Regions from separate parts of the Homo sapiens genome. Here regions 1, 2, 3, 4, 6 and 7 are each linked to region 5. Evidence: chromatin loops called from intact Hi-C (ENCODE). Cell type or tissue: chondrocyte. All regions are shown on one strand.

The links. A loop is a pair of places that touch in the nucleus more often than their neighbours do. Peaks named below come from ENCODE experiments on the same cell type or tissue, not always from the same donor. Only the 100,000 strongest peaks of a DNase experiment are listed, where the experiment ranks them.
Region 1: it touches region 5 in a loop (2.8-fold over the local background); 2 of 110 quality-filtered maps call a loop at or near these places.
Region 2: it touches region 5 in a loop (4-fold over the local background); 5 of 110 quality-filtered maps call a loop at or near these places.
Region 3: it touches region 5 in a loop (4-fold over the local background); 14 of 110 quality-filtered maps call a loop at or near these places.
Region 4: a loop joins it to region 5, with 5 times the contacts of the local background. A loop is called at or near these places in 5 of 110 quality-filtered maps.
Region 6: a loop joins it to region 5, with 3 times the contacts of the local background. A loop is called at or near these places in 13 of 110 quality-filtered maps.
Region 7: a loop joins it to region 5, with 11 times the contacts of the local background. A loop is called at or near these places in 10 of 110 quality-filtered maps.

The regions. Positions count from the first base shown.
Region 1 is chr3:147,655,094-147,659,093 of GRCh38, reverse strand. No RefSeq gene overlaps it. Among named protein-coding and RNA genes, the nearest start is that of ZIC1, 250 kb to the right of the region's middle. In chondrocyte, no CTCF peak of the experiment used is centred here; no DNase peak of the experiment used is centred here.
Region 2 is chr3:147,417,179-147,421,178 of GRCh38, reverse strand. No RefSeq gene overlaps it. Among named protein-coding and RNA genes, the nearest start is that of ZIC1, 9.8 kb to the right of the region's middle. RefSeq lists enhancers at 15-943, 1,882-2,031. In chondrocyte, a CTCF peak has its summit at 1,798; DNase peaks (open chromatin) are centred at 408 and 1,918.
Region 3 is chr3:147,118,455-147,122,454 of GRCh38, reverse strand. No RefSeq gene overlaps it. Among named protein-coding and RNA genes, the nearest start is that of LINC02010, 200 kb to the right of the region's middle. In chondrocyte, a CTCF peak has its summit at 2,227; no DNase peak of the experiment used is centred here.
Region 4 is chr3:146,746,295-146,750,294 of GRCh38, reverse strand. No RefSeq gene overlaps it. Among named protein-coding and RNA genes, the nearest start is that of PLSCR5, 140 kb to the right of the region's middle. In chondrocyte, CTCF peaks have their summits at 1,961 and 2,171; no DNase peak of the experiment used is centred here.
Region 5 is chr3:148,074,203-148,078,202 of GRCh38, reverse strand. It overlaps LINC02032 (long intergenic non-protein coding RNA 2032), which reads right to left and starts at 44. Exons shown (of 2, transcript NR_134937.1): 1 at 1-44. In chondrocyte, CTCF peaks have their summits at 500, 704 (motif pointing right) and 1,891 (motif pointing right); no DNase peak of the experiment used is centred here.
Region 6 is chr3:147,620,117-147,624,116 of GRCh38, reverse strand. No RefSeq gene overlaps it. Among named protein-coding and RNA genes, the nearest start is that of ZIC1, 210 kb to the right of the region's middle. In chondrocyte, no CTCF peak of the experiment used is centred here; no DNase peak of the experiment used is centred here.
Region 7 is chr3:146,815,767-146,819,766 of GRCh38, reverse strand. No RefSeq gene overlaps it. Among named protein-coding and RNA genes, the nearest start is that of LINC02010, 100 kb to the left of the region's middle. In chondrocyte, CTCF peaks have their summits at 1,646 and 1,857 (motif pointing left); no DNase peak of the experiment used is centred here.

The sequences.
Region 1 (4,000 bases), 420 kb after region 5:
ACTCCACTTATATGAGTAGCTAGAGTAGTCAAATCTGGAGAGGTAGAAAGTAGAATACTGGTTGCTTGGTGTTGGGGAAAGGGAAAATAGGGAGTTATTGTTTAATGGGTATAGAGTTTCAGTTTTGCAAGATGAAAAGAGTTTTGGAGATGGATAGTGGTAATGGTTGCACAACAAGGTGGATGTACTTAATGCTGATGAGCTATACACTTAAAAATGGCTAAAACAGTAAATTTTATGTTATGTAAATTTTTCCACAATAAAAGATAGAAGAATGACATGACTATTAAGACAGGGGCAAGTGGAAAAAAGGAAAACAGTTCAGAGGTGGCCTTGCTACTGTGGATTTGAACTCTCCTCCATATAGTACAGACACTGGAAAGGTATGGCCAGTACCCTTTAAGCCAGGGGCCCCCAACCACAGATTGGTTAGGAACTAGGCCACGGAGCATGAGGTGGGCAAACAAAGCTTCATCTGTATTTACAGCTGCTCCCCATGGCTTGCATTATTACTGCCTGTGCTCCACATCCTGTCAGATCAGTGATAGCATTAGATTCTCATAGGAGCATGAACCCCACTGTGAACTGTCCATGTGAGGGATCTAGGTTGCATGCTGCTTTTGAGAATCTAATGCCTGAAGATCTGTCACTGTCTCCCATCACCCCCAGATGGACTGCCTAGTTGCAGGAAAACAAGCTCAGGGCTCCCACTGATTCTACATTATGGTGAGTTGTATAATTATTTCATTTCTTATTACAATGTGATAATAGAAATAAAGTGCACAATACATGTAATGTGGTTGATTCATCCTAAAACCCTCTCCCCCACTCCAGGTCTGTGGAAAAATTGTCTTCCACAAAACTGTTCCCTGGTGCCAAAAAGGTTAGGGACCACGGCTTTAAACAATGCAAAATATGACTGATCAACATGTGGAGAGGTTTAGTAAGTTCAGTTATGTAAGGTGTCACTGTTGGGTACATTTCTATTTCTCAAGAAAGAACCAAACAGGTAAAAGAGTGACTGATTTGGTGGGCACTATGCAGCAAGCACTGTGTAACCCTGGAACTGAAGTCTTTAATTTGTGTGCATCACTGATTCTTCAGTGGCTATAGGTTTGGAATCCAGCTCACAAGTTTGAATATGTTGCTACTGCTGCCACAGCAGTGCAGAGAGTGTATGCCATTTTAGAGGGGCAATCATTACTTGCCTCCAACAATTGTGGCAGTGTGAAAAGAAGGTTGTTTCCAGATCTTCCAATTTTTAAAAGGAAATCCAAAATACAGAAAATACAGACATTTATTAAAAACTTCAATGTTTAAATATTGGGAAATAATACCAAAAAAATCCTTAAAATACTGGGTGTGTTTTAACCTCATAACAAATTTAGCCTTTAAGTCATCATTTTGTTTTTCCTACGTCAATGAATCAGGCCAAATCCTCTACCTCTGTAAATCCTTTTCTAGACCATACTGGCTAGAAGCTATCTCTCTCTCTCTTTGCTGATCTATTCATATGCAAAACAGATGTCACCTTTCTTTATTGCGTTGGTGTGTGTGTGTATGTGTTTGTGTGTAGATGTATAATATTGACTACTACAAAATAAGCTCTTTGAGAAAAGAATACAATTATTCATCTTAAAGTATATCCATGATGCAGTATCTTATATCTATATCTGCTAAATAAACACTAGCTAAATGTATAAATATATGAATCAATGAATGAAAGCTAAGTGGGGTGATAACCTCAAATAATATCATGTATTAAACCAGAAGCATATTTCCAAAATCCATGTCAGTTTGCTACTTTTTCCTTTTAAAATTATAAATGTATTTATGTGTAAAGTTTGTCTTTTTTCATCTTTGTATATCTTCCTTTCTCTTCCATGTACTAAATGCTATGACATATTAATAATTTTTTAGTCATCATCTGTATGTCTCCCTTTCTCTTCCATGTACTAAATGCTAAGATGTATTTATTAATTATTTTTGTCCTGATTAACTGTTAATTAAATACCACAATTTATATATTAAATAAATTAATTCTCACACAAACCCTATGACACAGGTGCTATTATTGCCCTTAATTTCATACAAAGAAACTGAGAGGTAGAGTAACTTGCCTGAGAGCACAGACAGTAGGTAACAGAGCCAGAAATGGAACCTAAGCAGCGGGAGTCTTAACCATCACGTTAGGGTGTTTCTGTTAAACATTCCTGGAAAGTGTCAACAGGGACTACTTCAAGGCCTGGAAATGGGAGGAAGGATAAGAGAATTAAAAAATCAATGGTTTTCATTCTTTTTTGGCTAAAACTTAGTTTTTGTTTTTTTGCTTTTGTCTTTACTTTTTTTCTTCTTTTATAATAAAAGGGATGTAGCTGCATTTGTCAGATCATGGTTGAATTGAAACCATAGGTTGGCCACCAATACAAAAGTGCAGCAAAAATCAAGGAAAGCATTCTGTGACAATCAATTGGTTATGTGGAATTTATAATACAGTATTGCATATTTTATTTTTTAAATTGTGTGCTGCACATCCTTTAGATCAGTAAAATCTATAATAATTTGTGTTTATATATACATGTATACAATATATACAATAAATGTATACATATACATACTCATACATTTTGTCCTGGAGAACCATTTACCACACACCATTCTAATGGAAAAGCTGTGGACATATTTGAGATCTAGCTAATGGAAGCTGAGTTGGAGATTCTTTTACTTTGGCTTAGTGGGATATATTTATGAGGTTTGCAGTCACTTCTATGTATAGCTAAGTTATTGTTAGCCATACACATTTAGGCAAGGCTTCTATAAATATTTCAACTGCTCGCTGTGCTGACTTACCCAGTGCAAGGACATAAAAGTACAGGGCCAGAGATTGTGTTTTGATATGAACATACCTGTGGTGCCCAGTGCAGGAAGTTCATGGCTTGTGGTAAAGAAACGGGAGCCAGAAGTTAGTCTGTGGAGAATTCCTCCAATTAGCAGCCATGAAAATTATTAGCAGAAAATTAGGGTATCCTTGACATCTATTAAATTCTGAAAATTTCCCTGTCAGAAACATACACAATATTTGAGGGTTTACATCTATAAACATACCATAAAATACATACCTGATTTGGGAAAAAATAGCTTTTAAAGTAGAAGGAAAAACTATAAAGAAAGACCTTTGGATACCTTTTTTTCTCTCTTAATGGAAATGGCATATTTGACAAAGCTAGAATTCTGCCTTTTAACTGCATTTTGGAAAATGTTTTAGGCCATTTTAATAAAAACAACTGAAAAATTATAATAATCTGACTTGGGCATGTATGAAAGTTACCTTCTTTTGCTTTCTTTACCTTATTTTAAAAAAAACTGAGAAAAGTCAGATAAAAATAAATGAATATTAAAGAAAGGTTATAAAATTTGAGTAATGGAGTCAATATAAATTGTTTGTTAATTTTAATAAAACTTTTATCAGATCATCGCAAAAGCAGTTAACTCATTAAAAAGAGATCCAATTCAGAGACATTTCAACTATAGTGAAACTATAGTGATTATACAGTGAAAGAATCTGCTAGACTGACAGGTAATTATTAGGAATGCTATGTGAGGGTGACAGTGTGCTGGAAAGAACGTGGGTCTATGACTTAATAAACATGGGTTCTGGCCCCAGCTCATCCTTAACCACACTGAGCTATTTGTGGTTCCTCTCTGAAAAAAAAAAAAAAAAAAGCATTTATTTGGGCTGAGAGTAAATTATCTGACTGAATCTCAAGTTCTCTCCCTCACTGTCTTTCAATCTGTGCTGATATTTGTCATAACTTACCATCATACACATAGGTACACAATTTCTACAAATTAATGTTGAATAGTTTTTCAAATATGGCATGGGATAATGCACTGACTATTCTGAATCCAGGTTATGCTTAACAGGCCTTTCAGGAATTTATCCTCCCCACCTCATGTCACTCCACCCCCGCAGAAAACTGCCTGTCTCATTGTAGCATTG
Region 2 (4,000 bases), 660 kb after region 5:
CAAGTCCGCTGCGCCGGGCCGCTGGCTTGCAGACCCCGACCCTCTCCCGCCCCAGCCCCTCCCTTCCTCAAGCCCCTCGCCAAATGAAAAGGGTTCTTTGGGCCTTGGCCTTTTGGGGAAGACGCGGGAACCCACGCTGAGTTTGAGTTTTCTGTTCAGAGCAAGGCCCACACAGGTCATCGTTAGCTTGGAGTCCTTAGAGTCTAGATAGCCCACTCCCCACAATACTCAAACACAAAGGGACCCAAATCACGAATGGGTTTCTTCTGGAGTGGTCCCTGTGGCGGGGGTTTGGAGGAACGAGGGTTTCTGCGCCCCTGACTAGACGCTGGGAGCCCTGGCTTCCGGGACCTAGGACAGAACTCGAACCCTCATGCCCCGGCCACTTTCTTCCTAGTCATGAGTAGTGAGGGGTGAGTGGCTTCTGCCAGGCCTCTGTGGGCCTAGCACTCGGTGGCAGTGGGTGAGGGTCGTTGAGTCCGGCAAAGAGACATGGAGCAGACGCTCTTCAGCCATCCTTGCGTTATTGAGCTCGGAGACTCGGGAGTTTGGGTAGGAAAAAAGGCACTGTCCTGGCAGGAACATTTCCAAAGCCTCCCTCCCTGCGTCCTCAGGTTCCACGCTGAAGGCTTGGGGAGTGGTAGTTGTCGGGTGAACTGATACTGTGGTCCCGGTATTCCAAAACTGGCACAGATGGAACTGGCCCTGGGATAGACTGCAGTGTGAGCCCGGCACTGACCTAGGCATCCTGTTCCCAGTGAGGGAAATGAAATGATAAGCTCCACAAAGTGGGTCTACCTGTTCAAATGAAAGTAAAAATCTAGAGTAGGATTGGAATCTGTCGGCAACCACTTCTGATGTTATGGGACCCAGGATTCTTACTAAAACACCCAAAGGCTGTAGATGTTAGTCGGTCAGAGGTTAGAGTGACCCAGGGACCCTCTGTTGCCCCTCCCCTTTGTTTACAAGCGTTGGCCACTCCACCTAGAAAGATTATACGCTCACTCTGGAAATGTCAGCACATTGGCCACAAAATACCATGCAGATCCCCAAGGACTTCACTAGAGAGGAAAGCAATAATCCAGCGACTGAACCCAGGTGTCTCTCACCAAACCCTACCCTTTCTGGTCTCTAGGCCAGGGCAGTTCCTCCACCAGTCCCGACGTTTGCGCTACCTAAGCACGTTTGGATTTAACAGGACCATTTCAACTCCAAGACAGGCAAGCTGACTGGTATTATTTGCAAAGGGTCAAGTGGAAACCCTAGAACAGTCATTCAAGCAAATGGCTCCTAGTATCTCAAATGGGGCGGTGGGAGGCTGGGGAAATGCCAGAGAGCAAGAGGAAGTAGGAGAAAAGAGTGGGAGAGAGAGGCGGAAAGACAAAGACAAGCCGGCACCCAGACTTGGATCTGGGCAAGGGATGAGGGAAGGGCCTAGGGAACCTCCCCCAAGCCGCTGCCCGGTCACCTGGGGCCTGAGCTCTGACTAGGGGTAGGCTAAGTCTTCTCCGAGGGGCTAGGGATATGAGAACAGCCGGGGCGGCAGCTCGGGCTTGGGAAAGGATAAGAGAAGAAGGCCTCCCTGGTAGGCCCGGTGTAAACTGGAAGCCCAGCCACCCGATGCACTGGGGTGTGGCCGGCTGGGGCTCGAGCACCATGCAGCCCCCGGCCCTCGGCGGAGAGGCCCTGACAGGCCCGCTCAACTCGCCGTTCCAATGGCAGCAGCCCCAGGTTGCTCTACCCTCTGCTGTCGGCTCCGCAGTGTGAACTCACTTAAACCAGCGCGGTTTGAAAACAAACACGTGCAGCTACCCCGCCGCACTATTTTGGGAGCCTAGCCAGCGACTTTCACAGGCCGGAGCCTCTGCTTGGTTCTCTCTCTAGCCCGCGAGGGCGGGGGAGTCTCATGCATATTCATCAGCACGTGGAACCTCGGGCCACAGGCCGCGCATGCGCACATCTCGCCCTGCCCGGCCAGAGCCTGCCGCGACGATTTGGAAAGCGCCCCGCCAGGCTGCGGGGTGGCGGGAGGGTCCCTCAAACGCTGACGACCCAGCCTTCGGTGGAGGTGTTGTGGGGAAGTCTCGCTGTTGCACCCCCTACACCTACCCCCGAAGACTGTTTCCATGCTTTCAATAAATCCACCAATGCAAAAATTTCCCTTTACGCACTCCATCCCACCCCTGTCCTTTCTCCACAACTTTCAGTTTTCTTAGTCAGAGGCTAGCATTTTCGCGGATGAATGGAAAATGTTTAAAAAGGAATCGCGATGCGAGCTTCTCTCACCGTTTGTGTTCCCGCTTACTGTAACTTCATGGACATTGTTACACAAAAGAAAGACGTAAAATAACAATTTTTTAAAGTTTGCTAAGGTCGGACGGCTTGGGTTTGCTTGCTATTGTTGTTTTTAAAGATGTGATTCCAATATGTTTATACCCACGCTCAATAGTTGATTCTTGTGTGTGCCATAGGTGAAAATGTCACTGCGTAACTTTCACAACCGGTGGATTTTCCTGGATATGCTTACAGAGATGTCTGACAACCATCAGAGGCAGCCAAAGTATTGTGGACAGTTGACACAATGTCAGTCTGTGGCATCTTCACTGCCAAGTGATATTTCCACTCTAGATAGCTAAACCCGATTTTTTAAAAACTCACCTTTGGTATATAACATCAGTTGGAAACTTCACACTGTTTTAGTTCTTCACTCTAAAGTGGATATCAACTTTAGTAACTGATGACAGATCCCAGCTTCCACAGTAAAAATAGCCTCTGGTTTGGCCTGATGTGTTTCCTCTTGCTAAGGAAGGGACTCTGGAGCAAACCAGCCTTGCATAGATTTAAGGAGAACATTATTCATATTTTGCACCTATTACACCATTGTATTTGCAATAAACTTTAAGGAAAAGGATTGAATGTGACATAAGAAGTTAACATTTTTTGTATTTCTTGCCCCAAAATAGTGCTTATCATTTTTTAAAAATTGCTATATGGTTACCCATAATAATCTTACTTTCTATATCTAACTAGTTTAAATGGTACATATTACAGAGGATGGACAGTGTGGTTAAAAGCCGAAAGAGAGACTATCGTGGCTAACTTGTACCTTTAGCGGCTTGACGGCACAGACAAGATCAATCTTTCCATTGCCAACACTATTTTCAATAATTCTAAAACAGTTGATATCAACTGTGACTATCTTTATGAAAATGCTTTTCCCCACAAATACGAACACATGATTCTAAGAACTACACTTGATGCTACAAGGAAGCCAGAACTCTGTACCTAGAGAGGAGGAGATAAATTTGTAATCGGTATTATAAGTTGGAAAAAGAAAAGAAATGTAACTTGGGAATGTGTAAGAGCTGATGTCTTTATATCTAGTCCACAGCCAAGGGCACAAGTTCCTTTATTTTGAGTGTGCCAGACCACCTGCAGTAACTCCTCATAACATCTTAAACTAAATCTTCTCTTTAAGGTCTAGGGCCTTCTCCAACTCACTTCCTGAAAAGCAGTATGCTCAGGTAACAACTCCAACAGCACCGACTCACAAGGGGTCCTAGACACTGATTTAATGTTGGCCTCAAAAAGAAAACTTCTGGAAGCTTTTGGGGCTAGGTGAGGTACTTGAGGGTATAATTCTCTGGCCAGCCCTTTAAAAGTTCTGAGAAAACTTCACAATAAAAGCATCTAAATGCCAGGCCTATCAGCAAAGAAGGTTAGTGCTACTTTCATTGTCAGGAAAAAAAAAAAATAAGAAAGAAAGAAAAAAAAAAGATAAGCAGATGGGGCAATTGAAAGGTTACATCTTTCTTTTGGAGGTGGTTTGCTTTTTAAAGGTTAACTTGAATGCTTGACTTTAAAAAATCAAAATCATCAGCTGCAAACGCTTAAAGCAGTTGGGGGTAGCTTTTGAAGAAGAAAACAAAGGATCTGAAATGTTTGAAATTACTTAGCCCCCATATAAATGGTGCTTGTATATTTATATGCTTGCTCTACA
Region 3 (4,000 bases), 960 kb after region 5:
CATCACTGTAGGCTAGATTTATCTTTTATTCATGTTCCTCAAGAAAAGGTTTATTTTTTGCATGAAGGTAGGAAATCCTGACTATGACTATGCATGTTCATCTTCTTTTATGTTTCCAGTACTTATTCTGTTCTTATTGCTTTCCTTATTTATTTTTAGGTTCATTTTTTCTTATTGGCTACTCCCAAAGAAGGTCAGCTCCACAAGAAAAGGGGAACTCTTTGCCATCTTATTTGTTGCTGTGTTCCCAGTGTCTATGATGGTTTCTGGCACATAATATTAATAGATGCTCAATGAATTCTGTCAAATACAGCAAATAAGCATAGTTATAAATTATAGACCTGAAGGTATTTTTAAGTGGCTGTTGAGTCTTTTCTCAACAGATTAATACACCAAACATGTATCAAAAAATTTTCCTGTGACACCTTCTGTTCTTGAAATACAGTTTCTACCATTAAATAACTTAAAGTCTTAAGGAGGAGACAAATTAATAAAAATACAATTATAATACTTGATGACAATAGCTATGAGAAAAATGAGCACAGAAGTTTAGGGACCTTATAGGTGAGGCTGTACTTGGATCATAGAAAGAAAGTTTTTATTTATTTTCTAATCTATATAATGGAACCCCTCATCTTCTCTTAGCTACTTGGCCCGGTTTTCTGTACTTAAAAACAGAAACTACTAACAAAGATATATCTTAAATTTTTATTGCAAAAGTTAAGACAAAGGATCACATTGCAAAATGTTTTAACTTTTATACGATTTTATTCACATAATACAAGTAGAAAATTAAAGTAAGTAATAAGAGGTGTGTCTAGCATATGTGTTTGCTACCTATTTTATTTATAGCTGTTGAACTTTTTCAGATACATTTTCAGTCAGTCAGAATGGGTCCTATGGGGTAGATGACTTGCTAAGTGCCTTCCTCTGATCTCAGAGAGTTGAGAATATTTTTTCCATCTGTCTCTGTGCACTTTCCAGAGGTCTGTGTTTACAAACAGAGTGCAGAGTCTGAGATACTGTTTAGTATAATTCCAATTCCTTTATGGCCTTATTTATGCCTTTCAGCAATATAGACCAGGACAGAATCATCACTGAAAGGTGAGTTTATGTTCTTGTGTATATCCCTAGTTCCCCCTGTTTGAAAACTTAAGCAGAAAATTTATAGGAGTTAACTCAAAGTGCTCTATAGGGAGTCTTAACATTCTTCATAGTGCAATAGAAACATATTGAGGCTGTGTTCCTTCTGTTTGAAGGCAATCTTGGGATTTTATCATTTTGTAAATTAAAGGAAGGAATTGATACTGTAAATTTATCCTGGAATTCAATAAAGGTAAGAATGATTGCTGCAAAGGAGGCATCCATATAAGAAATAATTTTATATTGATCTGAAATGTAAGCTGTAAATTTTTTCCCATGAGCTAAAAATATATTACCTAGGTTGGTACTAGCTTTATTAACATTTATTTGACAATATAATCCTAATTGGATATGGATCCATTTATTTTGCATGTTTTGAGCATGGCATTTAAGAACAGAGTATACACTTAAAATCCTTTGAATTAAGTGATTTAAAGAATTGGGAGATTTAGGTTTTACTTTAGCATATTTGAAATCCACTCCATCTTTGATCCAGTTTTTGTTGCCGTTGCCCCTAGGTAAGAAGGAAGTTGTGTAAGAAAACCAAAGAGAGGCCAGCTAGGTAGGGGTAGACTTTGAAGACACAAAATTGATCCTATGCTTTTCAAAGAGAAATATATTCCTGAATTTTTTATTTAATATATATATTTTTTCACATCTCATAGTTAAAAGTTGGAGATCAGATCTTCCTTCTCTCATTCTATGTGTGTTTCTCTCATACTCCCTGACCCCCACCAATCCCCCCTCAGTTGCTTACTTACTTACTTTATTTCTCTTATTTGTTCACCATGTCTGCTATGATTGATAACTGGAAAAGGCTAATTTTGAGATTATCAAGGTATAGCTCTTAAAACTTTAGTTATTTGCTTCTGTCTTTTACACATGAAATAACTATCAGCACCACCTTTATTTCTTTATAGATGGCTGTTTTCATTAAAACTTCTTACATACAAATTATTGCAATTATTAATTGTTTTGTAAAGTTTTCTTTTGAAACCAAATATAAATGGTAGCTCTTTTCTTCAGAGTTATGTTTGGGGGCTGTTTGACTTTGGTCTGCACGTTATTCTTTCATGCCCTCTAATGGTAGTTTGAGGAAACTCCTATTGAAAACACTTGAAATAAATTAAACATAAAAAATAAACACGAGATCACTCAAAGATTTTAATATAAATAACTTTCACATGCCAGATATTCTTGCCGTGGGAAAAAGACCACATGTTCATTTTCTAAACTTTGGAGAGTAGATTTTTTTTTTGTCGGTTTGCCACAGTTTTTAAGGAATTTATTTGGATGCTTCTTTTTAAAATTCCATTTCTAATTGTTTTTTAAATTCTTTTGTGATTCTCTTAGGTTGATAGATATTTTCCAAAGTTTTATTTGCTTTGGAATTAGGAAATATATTTTTATGTATATTCACACATAGGTAGAAATACTATTTTTACAAATCAGTTTTGTGTTTATTACTAGGTATGGATGGGGATGAGAAATGAGAAGATTCAAACTTCTTTTTCAGCATTATAACATTTCTTGTAATGGTATTACAGAATAAATCTAGACCATGGTGCTAAAGTACCATCACTGTTCAGTTTCAGCCCTGTGTGTTTAGAGAACAGCTAGTGAAGATGGCCTGGGTCTCAAATATCCTATCCCTGCACAGAACATTCATTTTCAGGGTTAAAAGACCACAAGGAAAAATTTCATCACATCTTTAAAAATGTGCTTATATCAGCTGGTTCCAGCTACATATTATAAGCAGATGGCGTTTTGTTGATTTCTCTTTTTGCTCCTCATTTTTGCTGTTCTCCTCATGTTGCATCCTTCCTAGCTCAAGACTGTTGCCATACAGTGACGGTTGTTCTGCTTCAGTACCATCACAGAAATGTGGCTTTTGTTTTTGATGATGGCGGGAAACAGAATGGAGGCATCTGCATACAGGTTGGAAGAGAACTTTTTCCCTCTGCATGTCATGCTTTATGAGCCTTTGTTGGTTGTCTCAAAAGAATTACACTATTTCTTCAAAACACAGTTAGAAATTTTTCTTGTCTGTAGTGTTAACCTGAAATAATACTTATAAACATTAATACAAGCAGATATCATTAAAAATATACCCCAACAATGTATTTATAAAATTTTTTGTCTCCTTACCAAAATGTAAAAGTTCTGTGAATATCATAATATTACATTAAATTTTGAAGTATTCTCCAGAATTACTGTTTATCGAACACCTACAATGTACCAGGCTCTATAGAATTCATATTTTCTTTACCTCAACTGCAAAAAGAAGTAACTGTTCTCATTGGGCTCATGAGAACATTTAGGCTCAAAAAGGTGGAGTGACTTGTGCAGGGTCATAGTGCTATTAGGAGTTAGAGCTGAGTTGATCCGACTCCACTGTGACTTTAGTGAGACTGTTTTGGGAGAGGCCAGAATAGATTCTCGAGTTTGATTCTCCATTTTCTCTCTATTGTCCTTCATGACTTTTAAATGATCTTTTCCTTTAGCTTTAAATTTGTATTTATGTTTGAGATAACAGACAATAGTGCTTATGAATTAGATCTTTGTAGTTAGACGTCGGTTTGAATTTGGGCTCTGCCAGTCCCTAACTGTGAAACATCCAGTGAATAAAGTAACCCCTTCTCATGTGTAGAAAGAGGTAATAATAGTGATGGTTTCATGGGAATGTTACGAGATTAAATAAGATAGACTGTCTAGGTAATGACAAATCCTTTATAAATGAGGGCTATTGTTTCTCTTGATATTTTTGAATTCCATTGTCTTATTTTAAGGATTAATGCTTATGCTTTAATACTAGGGAGTGAAAAATGTATATTGTATTAGAAAGTGATTATCTAGC
Region 4 (4,000 bases), 1.3 Mb after region 5:
CACTGTAGAAAACAGTCTGAAGATTTCTCAAAGAACTTAAAATAGAGCTACTATTCAACCCAGCAATTGCATCACATAGTATATACCTAATGGAATATAAATCATTCTACCATAAAGACACATGCACACATATTTTCATCAAAGCACTATTTACCTTAGCAAAGACATGAACTCAAACTAGATGCCCATCAGCAGGGGAGTGGACTAAGAAAATGTGATACATATACACCATGAAATACTATACAGCTATAAAAATGTGGTTATGTCCTTTGCAGCAAAATGGATGGAGCTGAAGGTCATTATCCTAAGTGAGTTAAAGCAGGGACAGAAAACCAAATATTACATGTTATCATTTACTGTAAGTGAGATCTAAACATTGAGTTCACATGGACACAAAGAAGAGCATAGCAGACACTGGGGCCTAATTGACGGTGGAGGTTGGGAGAAGGATGAGGATTAAAAAACTACTTATCAGGTACTAAGCTGATTATCTGGATGACAAAATTAGCCTGTACCCCAAACCTCCATGACATGAAATTTGCCCATGTAACAAACCTGCACATACACCTCCTGATCCTAAAATAAAATTTGGAAATAAAAATAGTTCCTAAAATTTAATTTGTATAGAAGCCCATGAGAAAACAAAGTGATTTAGAATCGCCATTAATGCCTTTAATGTCAGCATGATCACTAAAATAATATTTTAGGAGCAGAAATTATAATTTTAATAAAATAAGACTCAAAGATATTACTGAGAAGATGCAGGGAATTTAAAAATCATAATACATTTAAAACAACTGTTTTAGCATGAATTGAACTGCAAAAACTGGATTCTCAAATGACAATACATTTACTATGAGCTCTTAGGTACCTTATCTTGTTTTGTGGTTGCCCTCCTTTAATGCATATTCTCTTTATGACTTCTTCTTGCTATCCCCTTTATTTTAGCATTCTTTGTACAGGCATTGATAGTGAAGAATTGGTAAGTGAGTAAAGATAGTTCCACATGCAAAAAAGCAGAAAAAAATTGGTCATTATATCCTCTTTCATGTTGGCTCTCTATAAATAGCAGTCTTGTTCTCGGCCATTCCACATTTGACACTATTGCTGTTTCTACTCTGCCTTCAGAGTGAATGGGAATATGACTGGAAACTTGAGAGAAGTAAAGCTTTGCTTGATCCCCATCTATCCCAGTCTCCTGAAAAAGAAGTTCACAGCTTGATGCCAATGCATCTGTTTTTATATACCTTACTTATATCTTAAATGTTACCATGAACAATCTCTTGTTTTACTTCAGACAGTAGGCTTTGCCATATCAAAATATTTTTTAATGTGAGGTCAAAAGCAAAAATTTTTAATTTACTAATTTTCTCAGTTTTCTTTATCAAGTAAATATATATTTTACTTATGAAATGAGTACATTTTTATTTATGAAGAGGTCTTATTTATGAAGAAGTTTTTTTAAAAAAAAACAAGAAACAATGTTGATACAATAAGGATATTATAATCTTTATGCATAAGTTCTATCACCTCACTCAATCTTTTTTCTCACATTAAGGTATATTTTTGTCAGCCCTATAAAATAAAATTTCTGGTTCTTATAAACGTGTTTTATGACATATCAACCTGTGGTTTTATGAAAATATATTTTCAAATAAAATATTCCTAAGTAAAACTATACCTGTAGTTACTGGAATTTGGATTTCAATGAAGAATCATTTGAGATTGCTTTGAATTATGTAAAATCAATTTAAAATATAATCCTAGAGAAGTTCTGAGACATGAGCTGAATTCAAAGAACTAAAGAGCAAACTGCTTATGTTCTTCTTGACTTGACTTTGCCATCTTAGTTTGAGTGATAAAAAGATAGCAAATAAATATCTATATTTCCATTATATCTCATTAATTGCATATTAACTTTATGTTACATAGTCTTTAGAAACACACTGTATCAAAAAGGGTGCCAGACAATCAATACATAGACTGATAAACAAAAAAAGGAAAGATATGCAATTTTTTTCAGTGAAATTTGGCATGTATTTATAGCAAACTGTAAACAAGGATGTTCAACCATTTCTTTCCCAACGATTTCCTGCTTTGGTTTCACAAAATCAGCTGAATGAAATGGAGACATTATCATCATTCAGCAATCATGAGTTTATTGTAGGCAGAGAGCACCCTCTACTTTCTCCTGATTAAACAGCACTCCTAGTCCGGAAGAAACGAGATGGCTGGTTCTATGCTGATATTTTGCTCAGAAAATCAGAAGAAGGGATTTGTCTATAAGGTTCATTAACTCTTGGCCTCTATTGGCAGTAACCCATGTTCAGGAGGCCACCATTGTAACACCCTCAAAAGAACTCCCCGAAGGAGGCAAAGTCTAGAAGGAGAATACCTGCTCTGAAGTTTCCCACCTTCCCTGAACTGAATCTGCAGAGCCACCCCAGGAGGGGAGAATGCAGCTTTGAAAAATAACACCTTTGTTATTCCAAGTGTTAGAGATGAAGCTGAGTTTTCAGATGGCCTCAAGGTTTGTGCATCCTTCACCAAACACAGATGGAAACTGGACTCTTTGAACTGCTTTGAAAATCTGTTACTAAGTATTGCTGTGGGTCTGTGAAGCAGCCATTGCTAACTTCTGACTGCCTGCAATTTTTATGGCTGTGTGATGACAAGGGATAAAATAGCTTTATTTTAGAAGTAAACGGTTCATATGCCAGAGAGGAAAAAACCCACCATCTAAGCAAGATTTAATCTTAAATATTATGGTAATTCTAAAAGTTAGTCTTTTTAAAAGGTTGGTTTAAATATTAGAATTATAAACAAGTCATAGAACATATACATAACATTAATTCATTCACTTCATTCTGATAAACTTGACTTTTTATAATTTTAATACTTTTAAGACATTAAAATCTACAAAGATTAATACTTCCTATTTTTTTAGATCAACTATTGGCATTATAGTTCTTTAGAGCTTTGTAGTTGTGTTAAAACCTACTGACTCTTGAATCTAGAATCAGAAACATCTGCCATGGTAAATCAAAGTCATGCTCTGTGGTTCCATTTTAAAATATTTTAGATTTAATACCACAGCTTTCACTTGCCTATATTAAGAACAAGCATTCAATAAAACCACTGTAAATAGACATTCTTCAAGTCAGATTTATACCAACAGAATTTACAATGCACACTTTGAGCCTGGTTATATGTATAGCATATAACCAGTTGGGTTGTTTTTGTTATTTTCCTTTCAAAGACAACTGAATCTGTGTATAGGAATCAAGACCTTTCCACAAACTGGCAGAAAGCTGTGAGAACTTCAGTTATATTGTTAATAGGGAAACCAAGCTTTGCCCAACACAAATGACACCATAAAGATGTATGTTCTCAGCGTAGTTTGTTATGATTTTACAAACATTTAAAATTACACATGTATTCATGGTATGTGTTTTTGTCTGTGCCAAAGCAAAACAAACAAACAAACAAACAAAATCCTAGATTAATGTCATATTAAGCAAGTTTTAACACTAAGGTTCTTACGGAAACATTAACTTAGCTGCGTTCACTATATGCAACTTTTTAATGGTAGGAATTTAACAGTATCAACAGAGGTACTTTACAATATATATTTAATAAGAACACATACTTTAGCCACAGCAGGCTTCCTCCTTGGAGCATGGTGAGGATAACTGTGTGACCTTCTACCCTGTCTCAGCAGGTATGCACCAGCAGGACCTAGCAGACTCAGTAATCTCTTCATGGACCTATTGAACTTCTGTTTTTTCAACAAAAAAAATAGATGTATATATAAAGAGGGCAGGAATATGAGCTTTCTTGCAACTTCCACCCCCCAGGGTACACTGAGTGACTATAAAATTCTGGCATGTACAATATTCTTTATTCCATCCTTCCTGCCAAAAGTATTAATCATGGTGAAAGGAAGTACCTCACATCCTGGGAATTTACAATCTCTATATCATCCTTGAGTTTAAAATGC
Region 5 (4,000 bases):
TCTGATGCAGAGTATGTTCTTACTGTAGCCAATGTTCTGCAAACCATGTGCTTCTAGCTCAGTGGAGAAATTAACCACATTCTAATGTGACTTCAATGTTCTATGACATGTGATAAATCCGTGTTCTGAAAGAGCATTTCTGGTTAAATTAGCATAAATCCTCAAAGATTATTGACAATTGGGTTGCTATCAAGCATATATTCTTCTTTTTTTCCTGGATTGACTTTGCTCTTTCTTAAATATAGAACATTTAATAAACATTTGTGGAAACAAAAAAATGTTAAGTAATTTTTTTACAGCATTTTGACCTTTTCATCTTCCAGTTCTAACTGGGAAATGTGGCATTTTCAGAAAAACTATTGCTAAAGCTTGGCTTCTCATTTTCTACAATATATAAAAACTCAAAAGATTGTAATTACATATTCTCTACACTATTTGGTGTTAAGTTTTACTATACTCCTCTGCTAGTAAGTTTTTTTTCTTTTTCCTTATTAAATACCTGCATTATTCTGTTTGGGTTTTCCCCCTCACTAATTAGTTTTTGGTAATGTAGAGTTGTATTTTAAAGACCTGAAAACAAATCGTAAATAAGGTACATTTATTAACAACAGAGTCCCTGGTTAAGATTCTCTAAAACAGCAGAAAGAAAGCTAAAACTATTTTTTGTTCTCTTTTTACCAGTAGGTGTCACTACTGGGACTAAAAGGTAGTGATCTCAAGCCATCTAACAGAATTTAATTTTAAGATCAAGAATTACCTGTATGATCCAAAGGTAATTTACTGAGCCATGCTAACCAAACCACCCTGTGAAAAGTTACTTGGTCAAATTTATCTCAAAATCTCAACTAAACATTTGAAATACACATTTGAAATGTGAAATGACCCTACTAACAATATGCTGGCAAGGGACCCTGAGATATCAGATATTACAGCAAAAAATAACTCATGGAATTTTTGAAAGATATAAGAGAATAAATGTAATTTGAATAGTATTTCGGTATGATCAGATTTCAAAAATATTGGATATAAAAATGTTGTAAAACAAGAGGATTAGGGTTTTGCCTTTTGAAAAGTTTCAAGATTGCATGTAGTGTTACCATAATATTCCACACTTGAACAAAGACATTTATGGAGTCAGGTTTTCTTTTTTCAAAGAGAAAAGTCCCTGAGCTTCCTTATATAGAGACATCATAAGTATCTTCATCCTAGGAAATATTAAATAACTTTCAACTTCTCGTGGAAAAATTAAATCTTTACTTTTTTTCCCCCAAAAGTGACTTCACAAAGCAGTGAAGCTATTTTCAGCCTAATTTCATGAAAATATAGTGCAATGATATTTTCAGGTTAAATATCACTTGAGGGGACTATATTTTGTTCACATTTCCTAGGAAATCTTAGCAGTAAACTTTCGCTTTTTGATTAATCAAAATATTTCATGGGCACTTTAGTTTCATCTAAAGATTTTATTTCAGTTTTTAGTTGGTTGTGGGAGATATATGGATATGTGTGTGAACAGTGTGCCTCCCCAACAAACAATGTCAAGAAATACAATTTCATATCAAAATAGTTTTAAATCTTAAACTTGAATGGGAGCGTTATGTACAAAGAAAAAAAAGATTACCTGTTATTTCTTTGTTGAATAATCTTAAAACATCTCTTTGAGTCCAAGCAGCTCATACATCAGAGCTTGAGGGTCCTTTTATTACCTGAGAATAAGCAGTTAGATATGACAGCTTCAAAAGTGTGAATGCCATTATTCAATGTTTTATACAGTATATTCATTGGTCATCCATCTGGTGTGCAACTTTCCAATAAAAAAAAGCCGAAAGTCATTCTCCTGCTTGTTTTTCCAGGGCAGTTCCGCAAGGACAACTGCACAGAGACAGATTCGCCAGTAGAGGCCTCTCTAGATTTGCCTTCTGATTACAAACTCAGAATGTGCCTTGAATCTGCTGCAGTTAACACAACTACTTGAAAAGATTCTTGTTGCATAGGGAAAAAGATCACTCTTTAATGCCCTTTTAAGTTCCATGATGTTGATTAATGTTGCCCTTTACATTAATGATGTTTCAAGTAAAAGAAAACAAATTTAAAATGGATAAATTCTATTGAGGATGCATTAATTAGACAGAGACTTTGCCATATGCTGTGGCTGGAGGGCTTGCTGGCCTTTCTCTTGTAGTTACCTGTGTAAAATCCACCCTATCCTCTACATGAATGCCCAAGCTGAATAGCCATTTGAATGAAGGCTTTAGTTTGATTCGCCATACAAGGGGTACTGTGTCACTGTGTTTTCTTTCTAGGAGTCACTAAGTGATTTCTATATCTGTTGTCATGGTGATATAGCAAAGCAGGGGAAAATGGGGGCAACTTCAGGCTTTCTCCTCACCCTCTGGACTAAGATGTTGTTAGCAAGCCTATAAAACATTGGGCTTTATCTGGGCCTTCTTTTTGTTCTCTGATTGTCAATAAAACTCATTTTAAGGGTAACAAGGACATCTAAATGTCATCTGTCACAGTGTTAGAGAGATTAAGTTTGTTTAGGGACTTGTGCTGGACAAAGGCCACTATTTGTTTCGCAGATACAAAGCAGTGTTGGCTATCACCACTCTTGATTTAGAAGGAGGCCCAGAGACCATCGAGGAAATATCATCTCAGTTGCAGGTGTCTTGACATGACAGCATTAAAAAGACAGAAAAATAGTTATGGTTTTGAATGGGAATCTGCAGTTCTGTTTCTCACACCCCTTTGTAGATTTCTCAAACCTAAAGTCTTCTCCTAGACTAGATGGAAGAATTTTGAGTTCAATTTCTGAGGGCTTCAGGCCTGTGTAAAAACATGACATACGCATGATGGTCTCTGAATGAATGATAAAAGAGAGAAAAGAGGTTTTGCAAGGAAAATCCAACAATAATGTATACTGCATTAATTCAACATTTGCTCAATAATGAGGCTAAATGGAACGTACAGATTAATGAAGACATTGGTGTTATTAAAATCAAATCCTGTGGTTCGTATGCTTTTTTTTTAATAATGAACATTGTGGCTATTGGAGAGGAAGAACAGGATTTTTTCTATTAATTTGGCACACATCCCAGATCTCATTCAACCAGAACCTATCCCCTGCAAAATGCAGCCCATGGCCTTTATGTGCCTTATTCTTTCTATTTTATATGTGTTAATTTGAGTGAAAAAATATTTTCTCTCTATAAAAATATTTCTAAAGTGAATCTGGAGCCTAAGTAATAATTCAATAACATTAAACTAGGATGCTTTTTCTAACATAAAGAGGGATTGGAAATATACAAAATTACATGCATATAATGTGGTGCTCACATCACATCTGCCTGCACTATGTAAATTGATGCAGCTTTCTTGGGACTTCTAGAATCTGAGTACATCAATGCATCTCAAATACTATATTATAGAAAATATTCATGGTAGCGAGGGCCACTATGTTGAAACATAGATGAACTATTATAAATGTTGAGCAATGGGAGAATCTTTGTTTACCTTTTATTATGTCTCTATAATTTGGATATTTATGAAATATGATGAAAACAGAGTAGTATGGTTCATTTTACTATATCCCTGTGGGCACAACCCCACATATAACACACTTATGTGTACAACAAACACATCACCTGGACCAGAGTTGACATTAGGAATGACAATGATAAACTCCCTCATGATCACGACTCTGTGGAGAAAGAAAATATACACTTATATACGCTTATATAGTAAACTTGAGTGTTCTTAATTCAAGCTCTCTCAAAGCAACTTGAAAATCTGATTTTAATCGTGCTGAAAGAGATCTGGGTGTACAGCCATAAATGCTTTATATATCAACTATTGGATGGATTCCATATTAGTTGTAAATTTGGTAGTTAATGATGAAGAAGCTAAACTCATAAAGACTAACATCAACATCTAGAACTAGACCTTGTAAAAAATAAAGTAGGAAGTTGCACAATCACATAGTTGTTAATATACCTGTCAT
Region 6 (4,000 bases), 450 kb after region 5:
TCTTCTATTGTTCTCTTCTCCATTGGTTTCTCCCAATTTGAATTCAAATGTATTTATTGTTTTCTTATGTAACAATACAACAACATACTTCCCTGGTCCCTGCCTTCTTCTCAAGCTCCTTCCCTACTCATCTCTGTCCCTTTTGGAAAAATTCCTGGAGGAGAATCCATATCACAGCACCTAATTTCTCATCTTTCTCTTCCTACTCTATGTGGGCCATCTTGCTACTGGCCCTTCATTTCTCCCAAATCATTCTTACAAACATCACTAACAATTTACTAATTGTTAGGTTCAGGGGTCCCTCTAAGATTCCCATTCCACTTGACCTCTCTCCAGCACATTTGACCTTGCCAAGGCTTTACCCATCTCTGCTCCTTATTCCCATTGCTCTGGCCCCACCCTTTATCAGCTCTTGCTTGGGACACTGTAAGAACTGATTTCCCTCCAATTTGTCTTCCCCACAACCACCAGTTTTCTCTCTAAACCTACATTTGTTCAATTTAAAAAGGATTTATTAGGTTATCAAAATAAAGAAGACATAGTTCTAAGGGCAAATACTCACAATATAATAGTAAGTGAACAAAACAGGATTAAAAAACTATGTAAATAGTATCATTTCAATCATATATGAATAGTGTAATGTGTATATAGCATGTATATATGTCCATCTATATGTATTTTTATGTAAAAAAAAGGTACCAAGTGTTCATGTGATTTTCTGTGGTGATAGGACACCGAATGTTTATTTTCCAAACAAGCATTTATTACTGTTGTAATTTAGAATAAAATGTAATGTATAGTATGTGAGCACACAATTTTGTTTGAGGCAAGAGAAAAAGTCTAGGAAAGCTAAAGAGCTCTAATACCACCCCCGTTAGGTTTTGAAGGGTGAATGGGTATTTTCCAGTCAAACAAAAAGAGAATGTATATTTTACATAGAAGGAGGAGCATGAGACAGTTCCACAGAGGTGTGAAAGCATATTGCATATTCAGAACAAAAATAGTCCAGTAGGCTAGGGAATGTGGTGGACTCTTATAATAATAACCTTCTTTGCATTGGTTGTTACCAAAATGATCTCCTATTTATCCTCCCAGTCTTTTTGTTTATTTATTTATTTTGAAAATTAACCTCTTCTGTGAAGTCTTTCATGACCATCTCTGATTTTATAACAGCTCTTCTATCTCTATCGCTGTAGTCTTAGACCATATCTCCACATAACACGATCATATACGAGCCCTCATTGTTTGGCTGGATCTTAGAAATTTGTTTCCTGCAGCTATTTCCCTGCCTCTCATAATCATGGCTGGTATGGATTGTTTCTAGAAAGTAGCATACAGAATAACAGATGAACTCTATACCCCCTAAAAACTACACACACATACTCATAGACACACACTCAAATCTTTCCTCTAAAATATGTTTTTCCAGTAACATAAAAATACCATGAAAATCAAACCACTGTCAAGCTCTTAAAAATTTCTTCCTTTCTTCAATGTTTTCCCATATTCAAGATAACTTCAATAAAAAATGCAAGTAATCTACTTTTAAATTTGCTAGTAATTTTAGCAGAATGTCATCTTGTCCTATTTCTGATCTCTGTACCATGAATTAGTGTATAAGAATGGTTTAAAGATGTTTTACAAGTCACAAATACATGATGAGTAGGACCAAGTCATCTTCAATAGGTCAGTGAATCTACACAGGCACAACTGCTATTTTTCCATTCAGTGTAACCACTCAAGTACGCATTAATTTTGATGTGACTGAAGAGGTCAGAGAGAGTGGAAAGACTATTGGTCTGTGAAGTGGGAGACTCAGATTCTAGTCCTGGGACTGCTAATTAGCTGTGGGACCTTGGAAAGACTCCTGAACCTCTTCTGTCTTCGACTTCTTCATCTTTAAAATGAAGCCCCTGGATTAATTCATTTGAAAAGTCCCTTCTGAATTGAAAAGTCAAGATCTATAAGGAAAAATCATGTCCAAGTTTACCTTAGCTGTCTATCTCATTTTGCCTATTTGTAAATTGGCCTTTAACATCCTTTCCAACACTGACTTTGCTTTACTATGACTGATGAGATAAAATAAATGTGAATTCTGCTAAACATCAATACTAAGCCAGCTTTCTCAAACACTGGAATCAACTCACTCTAGCCAAAATGTTCTCAGGCCTAGAAATTCATCATATTTTAGTCACTTAAAAGATAATTTATAATACCATTATATCATAGTAAAATTTTTATCTTCTCTATAGATTAGTGAACTACATCATTAGATTTACTATAATCATAACTTGAGAACTAAAACATTGGAACAGTAATTGTATTATTATTTCCACTAACATAAACAAAACTAATAAAAATAAGTATCTAAATGTTCATGGTCTTTTCACTCTGAGATACTAAGCTTCAAAGCATTAAATCCTTTACCTTCTGATAGAAATTAGAATGCTAACTATGAGCTTGCATCTCAGCAATTCCTAAAAAGAAAAAAAATACATTAAGCACTCAACCACAAGCAAAGTTAAGTTCTCACGTTAAAAAAAATTGTGTGATCTTCCCTTTGTGGAGCTTACTTTGTTTTATAAGGGTGCTCATGATTAAAATAACATAACATAATAACAAAAGTCACAGACAATGCTAAAATACTAGTAAAAACATTCAAAATATCGAGATAAATACAACTTTCTTTTATTGTATTTTATAATAATTTTATCCATACAAGAAATATAAGTAAATTTTGAGGGATTTTCATGACCAGGTATAGAAATCAATTACCTAAATTGACTATACATTGATATCATTTCGCTAAAGCATCATAAAACAATGTCATCTTCTTTGACTTGGCAGTACTTAGTTTTTTAAAGAAAATTACAGGACCAGTAGAAAATTTTAAAAGTAAGTTTAAAAGCCTAGAATTCCCATTAGTTATTGTTAACTTCCATTTTTGGCTTGATCATATCCTAATTACAGATGCATGACTATGAAGTCAATGGTATTTTCAAAGCAGGAATCTGTTGACTCATCCCACAGGGGAAGAAAAAAAATCCAATCTCTAGCTACTTGCCACCAATATTAACAAAAATTATCCTAATATATTCATAGGCATATTGATCAGCTGTTGAAAATTTCAAGTTAAACAAAAGTAACTTATTTTTCATCTACAACTAAATCTTGGTCTAGCATAATAAACTATATTTTTAACCTGCCTGTTCTTATAGTCAAACATGTAGGGAAGTTGGGGCTTTTATATTCAAACAAAGGCATCCAGCTTAGATGTGTGATAGAATTTCTAAATTGACACCCAACTTCAAAGAGTAAAATTTCAAGGAGTCCCCGATTGATTAATCAATTGCAGAGCTTTCAGTGTAAACACACACAAAAAAACCTTATAAATTCTTTGTTTTCTGTGTTTTCAAAAATATAATAAAATATAATGATTTATAACCATCAAAAATTATACTTTAATGTTGATTGATTAAAGTCTGTTAGCATGAAACTATAGCCATCAGTTTTTTTCTTTGTGTTATATAATTTTAAGATGTATGAGAAATTTGATCAAATAACCAGTAAAAATACATCCATGCATCAGTATTTTTAAGAAGCCAAAAAATGATATTCTATTACGCTGATGAGGCTAGAATTAATTTAAATAACTTTGGGCTTGATTCATGAAAAACAAAAATACTTACACAGTAGGGGGGCATTATTTCTGCATTTTTTTATATGCACAAGTCATGGTCTGCATTCAACTTTCAATTCAAAAAGAAAAGTTGCAGATTTATGTAGGCAGGTTTTTGTGTGAGTGCACAGCTCCAAAGTGAAAAATAAATAAGCCTGGAGAGAACTTAAGCCTTTTAGCAGAGTGTTAAAATGATTGCAGGCTGAACTTCAGGCCCCCAAAAAAATCTCATCCCAATAAATTATTACCAAAATGTTAGCCAGCACCACGTTGTCACACTCAGGCAGCAGGGACATAATGGTGACACAGAAGAAAACTGCC
Region 7 (4,000 bases), 1.3 Mb after region 5:
ATTAAGGAAAATAATCAGTTACATTTGGATATACAGCATCTCAATATAAAGAAATGAAGTTACGTATTTGCAAAGGTTTTCTTACATTTTATGTAAAAACAGCTTATTTTTTTGAATGCATAGATATAATTAACCAAACTAGGATTGAGACTAGAGCATCAGTCAATTTTGTAATTCATTGGAAGAACTGCTTTTGTTTTGACCCTGCATACAAATGCAAAATATCTAAATTTTAAATATTTAATTGATTATATTTTTCTTTTAAAACTCTGTAGGTATAAATATTTGAGGTTCGCTTATATACATATGTATATTTCCACTAGGTTATGTTGGGGAACGGCAAGTGTAAAAAACCATGCAAATGTATTCTTTATTCTCATAAAAATTCAATAAAATAAACTTTTAAAAATACTGTCAAATAGTTAAATAGATGTTAAATCAAATTTTTGCATCAGAAATGTTCAGTAACTGAATAAACCAAAGCCTGAAAAAATGGCATCCTACAACACACACACACACACACAGTTAAATATGCCCTTTTCTGCATACTAAGGCATTTCATTCCAGCCTTTCTAACTCCCTGTGCCTGGAAGTAATAATACTACATATCTCTAAGTTTATTTCACTTCCTTTTTTTCTCTTCTCGAGCATTGTCGTAAAAATAAATGAATATTGTTCCACTGTGCATGCTTTTTACACTCTTCATGATGAGAATGGATTCATGATAACCCATTTATTTTCTTTTCTTCTAACAATCTTTGCGGCAGGAATGAGATGCCTGAATTTTAATGCCTAATATGATCTTTGGAAGACTATAAACTTTTAATAGACTTTAAACATAAAGTGAGGGAAAAGATAAATAGCAGAAAAGTCTGTGGTTTGATCCCAGGAAATCCTGATTAATCGCCCTCAGATTGTGTCAGACCATCCTGAATATTTTCTGAAAACAATTGGTTCGTTTTATTGCCAAATAAATTGTAATTGATGTTACCAACTTCTAACCAAATAAAATTCTAAATGAGTGAGAAGAGACATAAGAACATATATTTCCTTATGTGAGATAGCATTTAGGACATATCTCATTTTATTTGTTCTCTGTGCTATTTATTCCTGTTAGTTTTGTGTGATAAACACAACAGGTTTAAGATGACAAAGATTTTCTTTCAGACTGTACCTCCCTGTGAATCGTTCGTGAGTAACCATAAATTAACATAAGATCAGAAATATTCAATATTGTCTTTCATATCTCAGGGGCAAAATACTGACTACTTTCAGTGGTGTACAAGCACAGAATTTAAGGCCTCCTGAGAAGGAACACTCTCTTCTGCAATATCATCGTTAGCAACATTTCCTGTGTGATTTCATATTTTTGTTCTCTATTCAAATTGTTTCAATAAAATTAGACATTATAATATTTACAGCTCTTTATATAAATCAGCCTTTAAACCCGGAACAAAATGCACATGGGCTTTACAATCAGAAGAAAACAAAAAGAAGACTTAGGCATTAATACTGTGCAAAGGTTTAAATCATATATAATTTGTTAATATCCCTTTATTGACTTATTTTTAAAAATAAAAAAATGAAAATTTTTATTACATAAAAGAAAAGCAAAAACATCTCTTGCTGTGACAAAATACTATGCATTATTTTTCTAAAATTGCATCTCCCTTTAAATAGAGCAGAGAAGAAAACAAAACAGTTAAAAAAAAATTAGTTGGTATTGCCACAATATATGCAACCCCCTGAGCTTTGCCTTTTAAATCAGCATTCTGCTGTTAAATAATAAAAGAAAAGTCCCATTATTTTCCCAGCTTCACTTTGCTTAAAGTGATTGATGTAGAATTTTACTGCCATCCAATGGCAGCCGCCTAATATAGCTCAAGTAAATGTCTAAAGCCTTTTGATCAAATTACAGTCTAGGGAATTTAACTTATGTAGTACACTCAGAACTTACATCAATACATCTGTTTGTTACACAGTAAGAAAGAAATATCACTGCAGTTTCAATTTATTGTTCGTTCTCCAAATTCAATTTAACAGTGAATTACTAATATTGCTGAACACAATTACCTAAATGAATAAATCAACCTAGGCTACTCACTAGAGAGAACATCAGAGCATAATATTAATTTTTACATGTACCTCATCATATTAGTTTAAAAGGTTTCTTTTTACAACTAACAATCTTTTCCTACCAGGCAAAATAGCCTTTATTAAAAGACTGTTCTCAGTTTTACTTCTGTTATTTGGAAGACATTTGAATATTTTTACCTGATACTGTACATCATATAATTTCTGATTAACATTAAATTGCATACTGTTTTAATTATAATCTTCTTTCCTAAATGATTATTTAGATCATTTCTCAAAAAGGCAAAATAAAAATTATGTCTGATTGATATGAATGAGTTTGTGCTTAAAATATTCAAGCTTAGTTATTTAAAATTCCTGATTTGAGTTAAAAGAGTTGATGGGTAACAACCTAATTTTACTTTTCATTAACATTAACTAAAATATAATATATTTGAAATTATAGGTAATTGCTATGACAGAATTATTTTATTTCAATAAAACTTCATGAAAAGTATATTTTATGATTTATTTATATATAAATGACATTTTGCTAAAATATGAAGTTTAATTCAGTAATTAATTATTTTAAATAGAGGAAAATTTAGATAAGCTATCTGGCCTATAATATGAAAAGTCTTTTCAATGTTATTTTATTCAACTGAATGTTTTAAGTGTGTGTGTGTGTGTGTGTGTGTGTGTGTGTGTGTGTGTGTGTGTAAAAATAGCCTCAGGCCTGAAATACGTTTTGTACTCTGGAACATCTGAGACCAATAATTCAATGGAATTGAAACACAATAACATATTTATTTTAACTTACTTTAAATTAGAATATTTAATTCAAACTTCTCCTTCAGTTAAAACCTCACGTTATTGTTTTTCTAAAAGATCCCCAAATTAAATCCAAAACTTTTTTTAAAAAAAATCCAGACAAGACTTCATACTGAGAGAGATTTTGTAAAAGAGCTGAAAACAATTTAGGAATTTTGAATGGAAAGAGATAAACTGACCATTTGCTGATATAGATGGAATTTGAAGACTCGATGTTTACAGAATAAAGGACGAGGCAGCCATGCCTCTGTGCCTATAGTAAATTTGATTTTTGTTTCACATATTTAAAAATTATACCATCCATTTAAATCCTCCTTTATAACCAGATGATTTTGGTGTGAACCTCAGTTTTAATAATGTTTATGAAAGAAGTCTAAATTTTACTCTGCCTCAGCTCCATTATTGATAAGATTAGAAACTAGACCTGAAATAATGTCAATAGAAAACTCAGTTGCTTAGTGTACTTAGACATTGTTACGAGTTTGAGATAAACTAAATCTTATCAAAAGTCAATTCTACCTATACTATATTTTTGTGGTATATATTTAAATAGTATGAACTTATATACTATATATCCATATACATACTATAAAATGATGCTTTTAGAAAGTTTTATATTTGACCTCTTATTATTAAATTTAAAAAAATCAGTTTCCAGTTATGAATTATGTTTTAAAAGCCTCAATCATATTGTCCTCATTTAACTGATATTATGCTACAAATTGTCTTTACAAGTAAAGGACATTTTGCTTTTCTACCAAACAATCATCCAGTCTAACATGCACAATTAGTATTTTCTCCACCTACATGTATATTCAAGCAATTAAACTAAAATGTAAACAGAATCTGAAATTTTACTGCTTAAAACTCACTATGAATAAGAACATTTTCATTGATATATTTCTTTATCAATTCCTCTCTTTTTCTTATCCAATGTAACAAGAAAGGTAAGTTAATTTATTCTATGTAAAATACGGAGCGATTTTAGATGGATCAATTACCTGAAACATCTTGTTCTATAATGATTTTTGTTCCCTTTTCATTAGCAATAATACTAAGGAAAATTTAATTATTATTTGCAATGTTGTCATTCACT